Linked DNA regions of Homo sapiens: region 1 is linked to region 2. A link is an interaction called in ENCODE POLR2A ChIA-PET data of the cell type or tissue named here. Cell type or tissue: IMR-90. All regions are shown on one strand. Links, peaks and the distances in the headings refer to the core of each region. The heading gives the core; the rest is flanking DNA. Region 1 overlaps ARID3A (AT-rich interaction domain 3A). Region 2 overlaps MED16 (mediator complex subunit 16).

Region 1 (8,384 bases), core at 298-8,297, 52 kb after region 2:
CCAAGCCGAGAGGGAGGGTCAAGGCCCCCCATTCAGTCGGTCCTTCGGGGGTCAGAGGTGAATGGGACCCCCTGACCCTGGACACACGCCCCGCCCAGACAGCCCCGGCCTCCAAGGCCCAAAGCCGATGGGGGAGTTTTGGGGTGACTGGCCCAGACCAGGCAGGGATGAGGGGCCAGGCGCCCTGACCCCACAGCCCGCAGCATGTCCTGAGCGAAGGCAGGAGGCAGAAGCCACTGTCTACCTTGTCTGGGCGACACCGCGGGTCAGGGTTGTAGGTGCCATGTGGGGTTTTTCTGCAGCGGGAAGCCGAGATGGGGAAACTGAGGCCAGTGCAGGGAGGGGGGTCACTGTGTCACCGGCAGCCTCAGGTATTCCTGGAGATCCTGCCGCCCCGCACCTGCCCCCTGGGTGTACCGGGCAGTGCAGAGGCCCTGAGGTGGACTAAAGCTCGGCTTGTGTGTAGGGACCGGGTGCCGCCTCTGGGTCTTGCGGGAGACGGGATTGGAACTCCGAGAAGATGAGGGCCTAGGGATGGTCGTGGGCAGCGGGGGTGGGGGGAGGCCCCCGCCCTGCAGTCCTGTGACTTTTTTTTCTCTAGAGAAGGGCTTTCACGGTGTTGCCCAGGTTGGTCTCAAACTCCTGGGCTCAAGTGATCTGCCTCACTCAGCTTCCCAAAGTGCTGGGATTACAGGCCTGAGCCACGGTGCCCAGCCAGTCCTGGGATCTTATCCTGGGCTGTTCGTGGCAGGTCCAGCCGCCGATGCCGCCGCCCGCCCAGCTGGCCAGACACCTGTGTTCCCAGTGTCAACAGTGGCCTGGGCCCAACCAGCCCAGTCAGTGTTACCTCCCGCCCGGCCCCTACTGGGGCCCCTGTTGACTCTGGCGCCTGCCCCACCCCCTTCCTGGCACGTGGCAGGCCTGGCCCGCTGGCCGGCCGCTTGGCACCGTCTCTGCCTCTTCCTCCCAGGTCCTGGCAGGGCTCGGGGCTAACTTCCGCCTGCAAATCCTCGACAGCTGTGAAATTCTGCTGTCGGCTGCAGGTCTGGTGGGTGGCCAGGCCGCGGCGGGGGGCCGGGCGCAGCAGGCTCAGGGCCACGGGTTCTTTCCTTGGACACCTGGAACCTTGCTGCCTGGGGCCTGGGGACGTGCAGTTTTGGAGGCCAGCACGTGTCGGGCAGTGATTAGGATCTCAGCCTCCTGATGTCTGACGTAGCCTCCTGGTGGCCTCCTGTCACCCACACAGCAGGCCCAGCTTCTAGAAAGCGGCCACGGTAGGATTTTATTGGATTATTATTATTTTTGAGGCAGGGTCTTACTCTGTCGGGTAGGCTGGAGTGTAGTGGTGCTGTCCTAACTCACTGCAGCCTCGATCTCCTGGGTTCAAGCGATCCTTCTGCCTCAGCCTCCTGAGTAGCTGCGAGTACAGACGGGCGCCACCAAACTCAGCTAATTTTTGTAGAGACGGGGTCTTGCTATGTTGCCCAGGCTGGTCTAGAACTCCTGGGCTCAGGTGATCTGCCCTCCTTGGCCTCCCAAAGTGCTGGGATTACAGGCGTGAGCCACCGCACCCCACCATGGTAGGATTTTATTTATATATTTGTTTATTTATTTTTTGAGACGGAGTCTCGCTCTGTCGCCCAGGCTGGAGTACAGTGGCGCGATCGCGGCTCACTGCAAGCTCTACCTCCCGGGTTCACGCCATTCTCCTGCCTCAGCCTCCCGAGTAGCTGGGACTACAGGCATCCGCCACCGCGCCCGGCTAATTTTTTGTATTTTTAGTAGAGACAAGGTTTCACCGTGTTAGCCAGGATGGTCTCGATCTCCTGACCTTGTGATCCGCCTGCCTCGGCCTCCCAAAGCGCTGGGATTAAAGGCGTGAGCCACCGCGCCCGGCCCGTGATGGGATTTTACACGCACAGGCGGTTAATCACAGATCTTCAGCTGCTTAAGGATTTGAACCTTTAGTCTCAACAATTCTAATAAGTGTTGAATGAATTTGAGATGAATCTTAAAAAACAGCTTTATTGGGCTATACTTCATATGCCATACAATTCACTGTTTTAATTGTACGATTGGGGCCAGGCACAGTGGCTCACACCTGTGATCCCGGCACTGTGGGAGGCCGAGATGGGCAGATAGCCTGAGCCCAGGAGTTCTACACCAGCCTGGGCGGTATAGCAAGACCCCATCTCTACAAAAATTAGCTGAGTGTGGTGGCGCACACCTGTAGTCCCAGCTACTTGGGACCCTGAGGTGGGAGGATCCCTTGAGCCCAGGAGGACAAGGCTGCAGTGAGCCGTGATCGCGCCACCACACTCCAGCTTGGTGACAGAGCGAGACCCTGTCTCGAAAAAATAAGAAGGATAGGGTGGGTGCAGTGGCTCACGTCTGCAATCCCAGCACTTTGGGAGGCCGGGGCAGGCGGATCACGAGGTCAGGAGATCGAGACCATCCTGGCTAACACGGTGAAACCCTGTCTCTACTAAAAATATAAAAAATTAGCCGGGCGTGGCAGCACGCGCCTGTAGTCCCAGCTACTTGGGAGGCTGAGGCAGGGGAATCACTTGAACTCAGAAGCAGAGGTTACAGTGAGCCGAGATCATGCCACTGCACTCCAGCCTGTGTGGCAGAGAGAGATTCTGTCTCTAAATAAATAAAATAAAATAAACCCTGACCCTTTAACTATTATCCCCCTATTCTACCAGCACGCCCCAGCCCCTGGCAACCACACATCCCCTCCTGCCTCTGTGGATTGGCCTGTTCTGGACATTTTATAGAAATGGGATCACATAGCTGGGTGCAGTGCTTCACGCCTGTAATCCCTGTACTTTGGGAGGCTGAGGTGGGCAGAGCACCTGAGGTCAGGAGTTTGAGACCAGCCTGGCCAACACAGCAAAACCCTGTCTTTACTAAAAATACAAAAATTAGCTGGGTGTGGTGGCGGGCACCTATAATCCCAGCACTCGGGAGGTTGAGACAGAACCGCTTGAACCCGGGAGGCGGAGATTGCCGTGAGCCGAGATCGCGCCACTGCACTCCAGCCTGGGCAACAGAGGGAGACTCCATCTCAGAAAAACAAGAACAAAGAAAAGAAATGGGATCACACACTGCGTGGCCTTTTGTGTCTGGCGTATCTCACTGAGCGTGACGTCCTCCAGGTGCATCAGCACCGTGGCCTGGGTCGGAGTCTCCTTCCTTTTCACGGCTGAGTCATACTCCGCTGGATGGATGTGCCGTATTGTGTTTGCCCGTTCCGCTGTTGGTGACCACTCGACCTGTTTCTGCCTTTTGGGTTTGTAGTGCTGTACACGTTTTTATGTGGGCGTACGTTTGTATTACTTTTGGGTGTGTATCTGGGAGAATTGCTGGGTCTGCTGGTGACTCCATATTCACCCATCAGAGGAACTGCTAGACTGTTTAGCAAGCAGCTGCCCACGTTACCTTCCCACCAGCCACAGATGTGGGTTCCAGTTCCTCTACATCCTCACCACTTGTTATTGTCGACTTTTTTTTTTTTTTTTTTTTTTTTTGAGACAGAGTCTTGCTCTGTCACCCAGGCTGGAGTGCAATGGGGCGATCTCGGCTCACTGCAACCTCCACCTCCCGGGTTCACGCCATTCTCCTGCCTCAGCCTCCCGAGTAGCTGGGACTACAGGCACCTGCCACCACGCCCAGCTAATTTTTTTGTATTTTTTAGTAGAGATGGGGTTTCACCGTGTTAGCCAGGATGGTCTCGATCTCTTGACCTCGTGATCCGCCCGCCTCGGCCTCCCAAAGTGCTGAGATTACAGGTGTGAGCCACTGCGCCCGGCTAATTTTTTGTATTTTTAGTAGAGACGGGGTTTCACCGTGTTGGGCAGGGTGGTCTTGAACTCCCAACCTCAGGTGATCCTCACACCTCAGCGTCCCAGAGTGCTGGGATCACAGACGTGAGCCACCGCGCCCGGCCTGTTGTCGACTTTTGATCCTAGCCTCCTTGTGGGGGTGGCGTGGTTTCTCACTGTGGTTCTGATTTTCATTCAGTGTCAGGATCTCTCCCTCTGCTTTCCAAAGTAAAGCTTGCTGCCCATGTAACTTGCAGATGAGCTCAGAGGTGTAGGAATGACGGCACTAGCCGGTATCTGTTGCTTCACTGCGTGAAGAAAGTGACTGAGTGTTTTAGATGGGTCGTCTCCCAGATCCTCACTGGATCCCAAGGAGCTGCCGTTGAACCTGTTGTGCAGACGAGAAACTGAGGCATGGGGTGATCACATGACTTGTGCACAGTCGCCCGGGGGACGTGTCAGAGCTGGAATTTGACCCCCGGGATGCACCTGCCAGAGAGGACCCAGCGGTGTGTGGATGGATGGCCCAGGGAGCTGCTGGTGGGACGGTTTTGGGGAAGCTCAGCTGCCCCTCCGTTTTTCTTTTTGTCTGGAATGAAAGTGGTTAGACCAGGCCAGACCTCAGTGCTGTCCTCATATCCAGGCCTCCGGGCCTGACAGCTGGGCGTGTGTGGGCACTGGGGCAGGGACGGCCACCAGCAGCCTCTCAGGCTCAAGGCCAGACACACCTCGCTGGGCCCAGCCCCAGAGACCGCTGGGTCCTCACCACGGTGCCTGCCAGGCAGCTCTCGGGAGTGAAGCGAGACCCCAGCAAGAAACGGGCATCCGGTTTTTGGTCTTTTTTTGGTCTTTTCAGCTCATTTGTTTTTTTTAATTGTGGAAAATACACATAGATACATTATTTTATCTCTCTTTTTTTTTTTTTTTTTTGAGACGGAGTCTTGTTTTGTCACCCAGGCTGCAGTGCAATGGTGCAATCTCAGCTCACTGCAACCTCTGCTTACTGGGTTCAAGTCATTCTCCTGCCTCAGCCTCCCAAATAGCTGTGACTACAGGCGCGTGCCACCACACCTGGCCTATTTATTTATTTATTTATTTATTTATTTATTATTATTATTTTAGACGGAGTCTTGCTCTGTCACCAGCCTGGAATGCAGTGGCGCCATCTCGGCTCACTGCAACCTCCGCCTCTCGGGTTCAAGCAATTCTCCTGCCTCAGCCTCCAGAGTAGCTGGGACTACAGGCGCCCACCACCACACCCAGCTTATTTTTGTATTTTTAGTAGAGACGGGGTTTCACCATGTTGCCCAGGGTGGTCTCGTATTCCTGACCTCGTGATCTGCCCGCCTCGGCCTCCCAGAGTGCTGGGATGACAGGCCTGAGCCACCGCGCCCGGCCTCTCGATACACTTTTGGTTCCAGAAGTAACACTTGACACTCTTCTTGCAGAGAGGAAGAAAATGGAACGTTTACAGGGAGCCCCGAGTCCCTCCCTTGACCTCTAGGGCATGAGCCGCATGTTCTCCAGGCCTTTCTCTGCCCACTCACACCCAGGAATGTGACCTGGGAGGTATCTAACGTGTGATCTTCCGGGCAGGTCGGGAGGTTCCTCCCGCCGCTGCCTTCGAGGAGCTGTTTATCTTGGGTGCGTTCGCGTCGTAATTGGGATGTTCCGAGCCACCTGGTTCTTTTCAGCTGTATGGACGTTCCCCTCGTGGCGCTGGACACCCCCACGTCCACACACTTCCCTCGGTCATTTCCCTGTTGTAAGCAATACTGTAACGAACATCTTCGGGGCGTGAGAGTTGCTTGGAGCAGTGTGGGGAGGAGGTGGGGAGCTGGAATTGCCAGGGCTCTGGGAGAATCGGCAACACGTTTTCTTCGTCGTGCCCCGGAGACCCCCAGACTGGTGGGAGACAGAGCTGGATGTGAAGGTAGCACTGGGGTCTGCCGTGGCCTCGCCACGTCCATTTCAGACTGAGGCTTAGGGGCGCTGCTGGGCTTCCCCACATCCCTCGAGGGGTCAGGGCTGGGCTAGAGGGGATTGAGGGGGAGGCTGCCAAGAGGAAGGGGCATTGGGGCTGGGGCTTTGCAGGATGTGTAAGAGTTTGTTAGCGAGCCACAGCAGGGCAGGGCCTGCCTCTGGGATCACTGTGACTGGAGCGTAATGTGTGGGGCCAGGGTGGCCAACTTTTTGGCTTCCCTGGGCTACATTGGAAGAAGAAGAATTGTCTTGGACCACATGTAAAATACAGTAACACTAATGATACCTGATGAGCCAAAAAAAATTGCAAAAAAACTCTCATCGTGCGCTAAGAAATGTACGCGTTTGCACTGGGCCGCATTTACAGCCGTCCTGGGCCGCGGGTCAGTCAAGCTCTCGGTGTAGCAGGAGGGGTGGGCAGAGCTTGAGGGCACTTGGCAGGGTTTGGAGCTGGGAGAAGGAGGCTGGGAGGACCCTTCTGGAGCCTGTTTTGGAGACAGAACGGAGGCACCCTTGGTCCAGGCAGGAGTAGAAGAGGCCAACACTGCAGCTGGGCTTCTGGGGCCTGAGAAGAAGGAGAAGGAGGAGAATTTTCCCAGCACAGGCGGGTGCTCTAGGCAGATGGTGCAGCTGGGGCCTTTGCCCAGAGGTCAGGCAGCAGGTTCCGAGCACACAGAGGCAGCGGCTGTGTTTGAGACAGAGTGTGTTTGTCAAGAGAGCCCCGAGCCAGGCCCTCGGCCGCCAGCCCTGGTGCCGGCGTCTTCCTGGGCCTCCGGGAGCCCCGGCTGCACGTGAGCCGCCGGGAGGGCTGTCGGGAAGCCCCCTGGGCACCTGGTCCTCCCCACCGGGGCAGCGCCCGCCTCATCAAAGCCACTGTGGCTGCTGGCGCCGGGCCAGCTGGGCCCTGGCGGGCGAGGGGTGGGTGGGTGCCCGCCAGCCCCTGGCACTGTGCCCCGGCCCGTGCCCGTGCCAGGAGCGTCGCTGACTCAGCCGGAAGAGCCTTATCTGGCCCCTGCGCCACCGCCTGGCCGTCGGGTCACCGCCGCGGGGTCACCGCCGCCGCGGCCTGGCCCCACGCCCACCGCCGGCGTCCCACCCTGGTGGCTGCTGCCAAGCGCCGGCCCCGCCCCATGCTTTCTAATAACACACGCGGCAGCCCGAGGGAGCGGTGCCCGCAGGCAGAGAGTGTCCCCGCGTGGTGCCTGGGCGGGGGAATGGGCGTGGTGAGCCGCCGTGGCGTGCGTGCGAGTGTGCACGCTGGGGCTGTGGCCGGGCGGCTCGTGGGTCCTGTCTCGTGGGACCCTGCCTGGGAGGGAATCTTGCTCCAGACACAGCATCTTCGGACCCTCCAAGGCCTCTGCCCACCGGGCACCTGCTGGATTCTGTGGGTCTCGTGTGTGGGGCTGTGTGCACCCAGCCAGCGGCACCTCACGCGCCCGCCTGCGTGTCCCCAGCCAGCACCACGGTGTTCGTTTAGGTCTCTGTGTGCCGAGTGACGTGGCAAACTTCCCACGTCCCTGTTTTGCGTGGACCTGTTGGTGAGTGTGTCCAGACGTGTGTCTGCCCTGACGTCCTTTGTGAATGTCTATGTTGGGGTGATGATCTCCTGTGTGTGCATTTTTTTAACTATAAAGATGGGGTCTTGCCATCATGTTGCCCAGCCTGGTCTCAAACTCCTGGGCTCAAGTGATCCTCCCGCCTCGGTCTCTGAAAGTGCTGGGATTACAGGCGTGAGCTGCTGTGCCGGACTGGTCTCTTGTGTTTTGTGTGGATGTGGCTGTGTGTGTGTGTGTGTGTGTGTGTGTGTCAGGGGTGGCTGCAAGCGTATGTGTGTGTGCACGTCGAGGCTGGAGAGTGTGTGTCCAAAAGCGTGCCTGCTTGGGCTCGCCACGTGTGCGCACGTGTGCCCGTGACAGACGACCTTCCTGTGTGCCTGAGCATTTGGGAGCCTCGTGCTGGACCCTGAAGCATGAGGTCGCGGTGGGGCCTATTAACCATTAGACCCCCGGGGCTGCTAGAGAGTGGCGCTGTCTGTCTTGGTCAGCAGCGCGCGTCGGCCGCGGGGCACAGATCAGCGCCTCCCCTGCCCGCCATGGGCTCTGGAGCCAGCCTAGCCGATGATGGAGCCCCAGTGGCCACCGAGCTATGGACAGGGCCGCTGGGGGTGCACCCCCACCCTCTCCGACCCCGAGGAGCTGCCGGCAGAGCCCTGTCCACTCTTGCCTCAGTTTCCCTGCTGGACACAAAGGGCTGAAGTCCAGGTCCCTTCGATGGCCCAAATTACCTGACTGTCGATCCTGACTGGGGCGGTGGCGACATGGCCCCCGCAGCTGCCCGGCGGTGGCACCCAGGGGCGTCACCCACGAGGGACGCTTGACTCAAGGTCCTCTCCACTGGCCGCCGGGAGCCGGGCCGGGAGCCGCTGCGGTGCCGACCTGGTGGGTGGCACACGGGGGGCGGGTGCGGACCGCCTCTTCTCCGCTCTGCCGGCTGCACATGGCCAGAGGACAATTGGGGGTCACAGGGTTAAACGCTGACTAATCTGGCCATTGAAGGCCCAAGCGCCGGGATATG
Region 2 (8,206 bases), core at 207-8,206:
GGGGGTCCTGCTGTGGCTGCATGTGGGACACGGAGGGCAGCTGGAGCCGGCCTGCTGGAGCATGTGCGGCCAGTGGACAGGCCACGCCACCTCGGCTGCTAACCGCAGACACGTGGGAACCAGGAGAGCGCAGCTGAGGCAGCCACAGAAACAGAAACAGTGCAGGGCTGCTGGCCTGAGCTGCTCAGTTTGGGGCTGGCTTGTTACTCGGCTGAAGCTGACTACCACGCAGCTGCTCTGTGCCACCCGCATCATGAGGTCTCTGCCCCGGACGGGCCATCACGGTCACAGAGCCTTGACCTCCTGCAAACCCGTATAGGGGTCCTGTGAGCAGCATTCCCTGGGGGGAAACAGGCCCAGAGAGTGGCTGAGACGCCCAGAGGGCACACAGTGGTCAGGGGTGGCTGGCCCTCATGGAATTGAGCCTCTCATAGGAAAGACAGGAAACTCAACGCCCCAGCGCCGGGGGAGGCAGCTGCCATGACGACCACACCCCCAGCTAGTGGCCAGGGTACCCTCACAGCACGATTTACATCCCCTCCTCCATCCAACTGACGGCTGCGGTCAGCATTCCTAAATGAGGGGGGACTTGAGGCAGGGAGAAGCTAAGCTGCTAAGTGGGGATGTGGGGCAGTGGGTGAAGAGCTGGGCATGGTAGGAACCGAAGCCTGGCATGGTGGGCACGTGGGGCGGTGCGTGAAGAGCTGGGCATGGCGGGGACCGAAGCCTGGCATGGTGGGCACGTGGGGCGGTGGGTGAAGAGCTGGGCATGGCGGGGACCGAAGCCTGGCACGGTGGGCACGTGGGGTGGTGGGTGAAGAGCTGGGCATGGCGGGGACCGAAGCCTGGCACGGTGGGCACGTGGGGCGGTGCGTGAAGAGCTGGGCATGGCGGGGACCAAAGCCTGGCATGGTGGGCACGTGGGGCGGTAGGGGGAGAGATGGGGGAGAGATGGGTGCGGTGGGGACTGTCCCAGTGACCCCCAGCTGCCAGGGATGTGAGACCTGAGAAAGGCTGTGGCATGTGTGTGAGACGTGGCTCTCGGGCGGGTAACAGCTGGGCCAGCAGGTGAGGACGGCTGCAGGAGACGAGGAGGAGTGTCGGAGCCCAGGACTGCCCAGTGGCTTGGCTGTGGGCAGATGGTAGACACAGACGTGCCCAGCGGGGGCACCGGGCAGTGAAGGTGCAGGTCTGTGCAGCCACACGGGGTGGCGCCAGGTGCTGCTGCAGGAGCCAGCGCAGCCCAAACTGCCTGGTGACTCACCACGAGGCCCAGGGGAAGGAATGAGGCCCAACAAGGCCCTGGGGACCGGGCGAAGGAACGAGCCCTGGGAGAAGGAATGGCAGCAGCCCTCTTCACCTGCCTGGTGACTCACTACAAGCCCTGGGGGAAGGAATGGCAGTGGCCCTCTTCACCTTTACTGCCTCTGCGGCCACAATGGGCAGTTGACATAACCACCTGCAGGCCCCGGGAGCCATCGGGGCCTCTTGACACGTGCTCATTAGTGGCTTCTGAGGAGCGCCTGCCCCACCTGCCCCACGTGCCCCCACGTCTGGCCACTCCAGGGTCCATTAGCGCTAATCGGCAAATGCCTGTGCTCTCATCTACCGGGAAAACATCTCCCTTCTCCAGAGCGGAGGCCAGCCTAAAAACCAGGCCCGCAGCCTCCGAGGCTCTGAAAACCAAGCGGCTGTTCTGGTCCCCGGTCATAGCAGGCGGGCGTCCCTGCTTCGCTCCAGCCCCAGGATTTTGTGCCGGAGGTGGGGATGACGGGCTTGGCTCCGTGGGTGCGGGGGGCCCATCGGGCGGATAGAGATGGGAATGGGGGCCCCAGAAGAGGCTGCTGGAGAGGTGGGGTGGGGTGGGGGGCGTGTTCTCAGCAGCCTCAGCTGACCCGCTGAGCCTTGGCTTCCTCTCCCTGAACCAGGTTCCGGAGGATTCCGTGCACCGCCCCTGCCCGGTCTGGCCTGTCCCCTGCTGCCCGACGGCCCCACCCACAGACCCACGCTCCACAGCCGCCCACACGCCTGCAGCCCCTCACGGTGTCCCCGCTGGCTGAGCAACGACACCTCTCAGCCTCGGCCTCGCACAGAATGGTGGCAGCCGCCGCAGCGGGCGTGGAAGGATGGAGGAGTCTATACGCCTAACACACTCAGAATGCTGGCAGGCGCGCGGTCACACCCGAGATCCTAGCACTACTGGAGATCGAGGCGAGACGATCGCTTAGGGCCGGGGTTCAGGACCACCCTGGGTGACACAGCAAGACCTGCCTCCAAAATAAAAACCAACCGCCCCCGAGGGCAGGCCCAGGGCCTCCGCAGCCGGCGGGAGACTCACCCACGGGGGAGATCTGCTGGAAGATGTTGTTCACGGGGAGTCCCTCCTTGCGCAGGGACCAGCACTCCACGATGCTGCTGGTCTGGCTGGACGCGCACAAAAGCACCTGCGGGGGAGGTGGGGGTGAGGGCTGACCCGGCACTGCTGTGGTGGCCACGCCACCACCGGAGCCTGAGCTGCGGGACCCTGGGGCCACGCACTGCTGGGCCTGTCTCTTCAGCCACGCCTGCCCCTCGGGCCCTCCTGGATTCCAGCCCAGGCCTGTCCCCAGAGCCCAACATCCACTCACAGGAACGCAAATGTCCCCGGATGGTGCCCTCCCACAGGGACAGCAAAGGGACACAGGGAACCAAGTCAGGGGCTTCAAGGAGTTTGGGGCGTTACTGATTCCTAATTACAACAGGAATCCAGGCGACCTGGTGTGGTCGGCTCAACAGTGGCCCCCAGAACATCCCATCCTCAGCCCTAGGACCGGTGGCTGGGCCGCCTCTCACAGAGAAGGGACCTGCGGGTGGGATTCGGTTCGGGACACTGAGACGGGAGAGCACGTTGGGGGGGGTCCGGGGGCCCCAGTGTCCTCACAGGGTCCTCAGGAGAGAATGTGGGAGGTTGAGATTCAGAGACAGGAAGAGGCTGCGCTGTGGCCACGAAGCGGGAGGAAGGCGCCCCGAACCGAGGGATTGGGCGCCTCCAGATGCTGGGAAAGGCAGAAAATGGGTTCTCCCCTGGAGCCCCCGGGAGGGACCGGCCCTGCCCACACCACGGTTTAGCCCGTGGAGGCCCGCGCGGGTCTCCACCCCCAGGACCCTGAGAAGCAGTGCTTCATTCCAAGCCTGCCAGCCCACGTGATGGCCTGCGCCCGTTCACCTGCTCCGACATGTCCCGGGCCAGGAACTTGAGGTGGGTGATGGCGGGAAACTTGTCCTTGCGGTTGAGGTCGGTGGTGCAGCGCATGAACAGGGAGGGCAGGATCTCCGTGTCGATACGGCACTTCTCGCTCACCACGCTCACGCACACCTTGTAGAACTGCACGGGCGACGCGCTGCTGCCGTCCGCCGTGGCCACCACGATGTTGCCGCCGCCGGTGAAGGCGATGTCGGCCAGGGCCACGCGGCCGCGCAGCCGGCACAGGCTCTCGGTGGACGTCAGCACCTGCCCGCTGGGCTTCAGCAGGGACACGGTGACCAGGCCGCTGACCGTCACCGCGATCCAGCCCTCCATGGGCTTGCCGCCGAACAGCGTGAGCGACGGTGAGAACTTGACTCGGGAGAACTTCTCCCCGAAGCTGGAGGCGCCCGACTGTGGAGAAGGGAGGGAGGGAGGAGGGGCCGCTCAGGCTCATGGGGGCTGCCCCATGACCCCCAGAAACACGCGCACAGAAGAACCACGCAGAAGCCAGGAGTGTGTGCACCTGGGTTCAGATCCTGACTCGGCCACCTGAGCCGTGTGGGATGTGATCCCCTCTGACCCTCCGTCTCCTCATCTGTAAGGTGGAAGGAACGGCACCTTTGCTTTAGAGGACAGTGGGGAGGATTAAACGGGTGAACGTGTGCGCAACGGGAGTCACCTCCCCTTTCTGTAAAGGGACAGACAGCAGCATGCTCGGTTCTGGGAGCCAGGTGGTCCCTGTTGCAACGACTTGGCTCTGGCTCTGCCGTGGCGGCACACAGGCAGCTGGTGCCAATGAGCCACACTCACAAACCCAGGCGGGGGCCGTCAGGCCCTGGGCCGCACTGTGCAGACCTGAGCTATAGCACTCAGGAAGTGCTGTGTAAGCACCAGCGGCTGCTGCGGGCACTATTTGATTTCAAATCAAATTTGTCAAGTCATTATTGACATACGGAAACATCCACCCTTCTTTCAACGTGAGTCTTTTAAAAGATGGGGTCTTGGCTGCGCACGGTGGCTCTCGCCTATAATCCCAGCACTTTGGGGGGCTGAGGCAGGTGGATCCCCTGAGGTCAGCAGTTCAAGACCAGCCTGGCCAACACAGTAAAAGCCTGTTGCTAATAAAAAATACAAAAAAATTAGCCGGGCATGGTAGCGGGTGCCTATAATCCCAGCTACTCAGGAGGCTGAGGCAGGAGAATTGCTGGAATCCAGGAGGTGGTGATTGCAGTGAGCCGAGATCACACCATTACACTCTGGCCTGGGCAACGAGAGCAAAACTTTGTCTCAAAAACAAAAAAAAAAAGAACAAGAAAAATGTCTCTACGTTGTGAAAAAATGCGAGGAAGAGAAGTGTATCATACGTATCGTACGGCTCCATTCTAAGTTACAAGTTAAAAAAAAACACTTCTTATAGCAAGAAGCAGGTCCAGAAGTCCAGGAAGCAAGCCAGGCCTGGTGGTGAGGGGTTGCCATGGCGACGACTCATCTGGTGTCCACACCACACGTCTGTGTGGGTCGCAGGCTGGCATGTCTGAGACTATGTTAAAGGAGCACATGTGCCTTTTATTAATGTAATTAAAAAACAAAAATTTGGCCGGACGCGGTGGCTCACGCCTGTAATCTCAGCACTTTGGGAGGCCGAGGCGGGCAGATCTCAAGGTCAGGAGTTCGACACCATCCTGGCCAAGATAGTGAAACCCCGTCTCTACTAAAAATACAAAAATTAGCCGGGCGCGGTGGTGCGTGCCTGTAATTCCAGCTACTCGGGAGGCTGAGGCAGGAGAATCACTTGAACCTGGGAGGTGGAAGTTTCAGTGAGCCGAGATCGCACCACTGCACTCCAGCCCGGTTGACAGAACAAGACTCTGTCTCAAAAAAAATGTATTTGGTTATTTTAAAAAGCGAGGCTCTGACTCAGGCCACAGCGGGGATGCACCTTGAGGACATCACGCTCAGTAAGAGATGCCAGACACAGAAGGCTACGCAGTGTGTGATCCTGTTTCTATGAATGTCCAGGACAGGCAGATCCAGAGAGACAACTGGGTCTCGGGGGCTGGGGTGGGGGATGGATCAGGGTGATGCAGGATGGGGACTGGGTTTCCTTTTCGGGTGATGAGAAGGGACTGAAGCTGGGCACAGTGACTCACGCCTGTCATCCCAGCACTTTGGGAGGCCAAGACAGGCAGATCACCTGAGGTTAGGAGTTCGAGACCACCCTGACCAACATGGAGAAACCCGGTCCCTACTAAAAATACAAAAAAGCAGCCGGGCGTGGTGGCGGGCGCCTGTAATCCCAGCTATTCAGGAGGCTGAGGCAGTAGAATCGCTTGAGCCCGGGAGGGAGAGGCTGCAGTGAGCCGAGATCGCGCCACTACACTCCAGCCTGGGCAACAGAGCAAGACCCTGTCTCAAAAAACAAACAAACAAACAAAAAAGATAAAGGTCTGGCCGGGCTCGTTGGCTCACACCTCTAATCCCAGCACTTTGGGAGGCTGAGGCAGACGGATCACCTGAGGTGAGAAGTTCGAGACCAGCCTGGCCAACATGGTGAAACCCCGTCTCTACTAAAAAATTACAAAAATTAGCCAGGTGTGGTGGTGGGTGCCTGTAATCCCAGCTACTCAGGAAGCTGAGGCAGGAGAATCGCTTGAACCCAGGAGGCAGAGGTTGCTGTGAGCCAAGATCGCATCACTGCACTCCAGCCTGGGGGATAGAGCGAGACTCTGTCTCCAAAAAAAAAAAAAAAAAAAGATAAAGGTCTGAGGTTAGCTATGGTGGTGGCCGCACAACATGGCGAGTGTATACGAAACCTCTGGACCGTGTGGGCTGCACACTCTCAATGGGTGAGTTCTAAGGTCTGTGAACTCCATCCCGACAAAACTGTTACCAAAAACAGGAAATACAGACAAACGGGGACCGCAGGGTGGGGAGTGCACCCCGGAGGGCCCCCGTGGCACGAAGCCGGTGCTGCGTGTACTGCGGCAATGCGCCGACAATGGCAGTCCCTGGGGAGGGACTCACGAAGGGACGAGAGAAAAGATCTTGTCCACTGCATCCCTCCAGGAAGGCCTCCTAGTTCCTGCGAGAGCCCCAGCACAAGCAGACGCACAGAGGCACGAAGCTGGGGTGGCTGTGAGGCCTTTGCCACGAACATCCCCGAGACCCTGCCGTCAGTGAGGAAACTGACACACAGAGGTGAGGAGTCAGAGCCTGAACCCAGGTGCCCCCCCAACCCTGGCCACGCCTACTCTTAACTGTCCCCCCCAACCCTGGCCACGCCTACTCTTAACTGTCCCCAACCCTGGCCACGCCTACTTCTTAACTGTCCCCAACCCTGGCCACGCCTACTCTTAACTGTCCCCCCCAACCCTGGCCACGCCTATCTTAACTGTCCCCCCCAACCCTGGCCACGCCTACTCTTACCTGTGGGGCCGAATCACAGGGAGCATAGAGAGGGGCTCTGGGATGTTACTAAATCAGAGGGTGGGCTGCATTCAGAAGACAGCAGCCACCAGTTATACATGCAGCTACCTAAGGACAGTAGCCTCCAGTGAAAGAGATAACTCACTAAGAACGGCCACCCTCAGTTAAATGAGGGGCCACTGAACACGCAGGTGCCAATGACAGCCAGACTGCAGGTGGGGGCCAAGTGAACAGCCACCCTCAGTTAAATGAGAGGCCACTGAACACACAGGTGCTAATGACAGCCGGACTGCAGGTGGGAGCCAAGTGCAAGGTCCAAAAAACCAGGGGATGCTGGTGATGGAGAGGAGAGGGGCTGGCGGGTGGCTGGGTAGGGTGACATCTCATCTGCCTCATCCGCTCACTCGGGCAGGACACTCACCTTCTCCACGTGCAGGGCCAGTTTCACACCATTGTGCAGCCAGGACAGGGCCACAATGGGGTCCCCCTCCACTAGGCTGCCCACTGAGCTCTCCCAGCTATTAGCCAGGTGGTCCGCCATGCTCCAGCACTTGATCTGCCCGTCGGCATCTGCTGACAGGAGCCGGGAGCCTGAGGGCAAGAAGCCATCATTGCGAACCTTCCAGGGATGGGCAGAGCACTGCGTTGCAGGACGGCACAGCGCCTGGGGGAAGCCAGCCCAGTGGAGAGGTCTCGGCCCAGGTAGGGCACAGCAGGTGGCACAAGGCGCACTCCAGAGATGCCCTGAGACACCCTGAACAAGAATGATTCGGGCCACTATGGAAAGAGCAGCAGGTGCAAAGCTGCAGACCAGGGGCTCTAGACCCAGCGCCGGACTCCAGACTGACCGGAGAAACACAGGGCCCCCCTGCTCCGGGATCCGGGTCGCCACCCCTGGCCACGTGGGACCAGCGCCTCACCTGACTGGTCCCACTCCAGGCAGGTGATGGCCTCGTGGTGCTCTGAGGGGATCGAGTGCAGGTCCCAGGGGTGCTCCGTGTCCAGGATGTGGATCATGCGGGTCAGGTCTGTGGGGACGGGGCATGGTCAGCACGGCCTGGCACCACAGCCTGCAGACGATGACGATGACTCCAGGCAGGCTCCAGGTAAGCCGGTGTGTGTCCCACCCCAGGAAGGTCACAGAACTGCTGTCAGCCGAGTCGACAGCTCAGGGAACAGGCTGTCCCCCCGCAGGAACAGAGCAGGCCTGTGAGGCGCCACAACTGTGTCTTTAAAACCAGATTAGAAGAAAATGACTCCGAAATGTGAACAGTGGGAGCCTCTCCACAGCAGATAATAGGTGGCTTTTTTGCACCCCGATTTGATTCCAATTTTCTGTGGTTTTCTAGTTTTCTCTAATGACCACGTATTATGAGTGCCTATTACTCAAACAATGGAGAGAAGACGGGCACAGCCACCACGCACCTTTCAAAAACCAGTGACACACACCGTCTAGAAAACTGGGGCACGTGTCTCCAACAAGCCTCCGTCAACCAACGCTCCAGCCCGATTCGATCCCGCACACGGGGCGATCTCATGTCTCCTGGCACCAGG

The links. ChIA-PET counts read pairs that join two places held together with the same protein. Peaks named below come from ENCODE experiments on the same cell type or tissue, not always from the same donor. Only the 100,000 strongest peaks of a DNase experiment are listed, where the experiment ranks them.
Region 1: POLR2A ChIA-PET joins it to region 2 with 21 read pairs; 10 of 35 experiments call an interaction of 5 or more read pairs at or near these places.

Annotation. Positions count from the first base shown.
Region 1 is chr19:934,192-942,575 of GRCh38, forward strand. The region is part of intron 3 of ARID3A (AT-rich interaction domain 3A); the gene reads left to right. Among named protein-coding and RNA genes, the nearest start is that of ARID3A, 12 kb to the left of the region's middle. RefSeq lists an enhancer at 361-891 and silencers at 6,526-6,645, 6,706-6,985. In IMR-90, for the core only: no CTCF peak of the experiment used is centred there; no DNase peak of the experiment used is centred there; H3K27ac peaks cover 2,152 bases.
Region 2 is chr19:882,565-890,770 of GRCh38, forward strand. It overlaps MED16 (mediator complex subunit 16), which reads right to left. Exons shown (of 16, transcript NM_005481.3): 3 at 7,573-7,680; 4 at 7,074-7,243; 5 at 3,206-3,637; 6 at 2,339-2,444. Among named protein-coding and RNA genes, the nearest start is that of MED16, 6.5 kb to the right of the region's middle. RefSeq lists enhancers at 2,780-3,280, 3,281-3,781. In IMR-90, for the core only: no CTCF peak of the experiment used is centred there; a DNase peak (open chromatin) is centred at 4,697.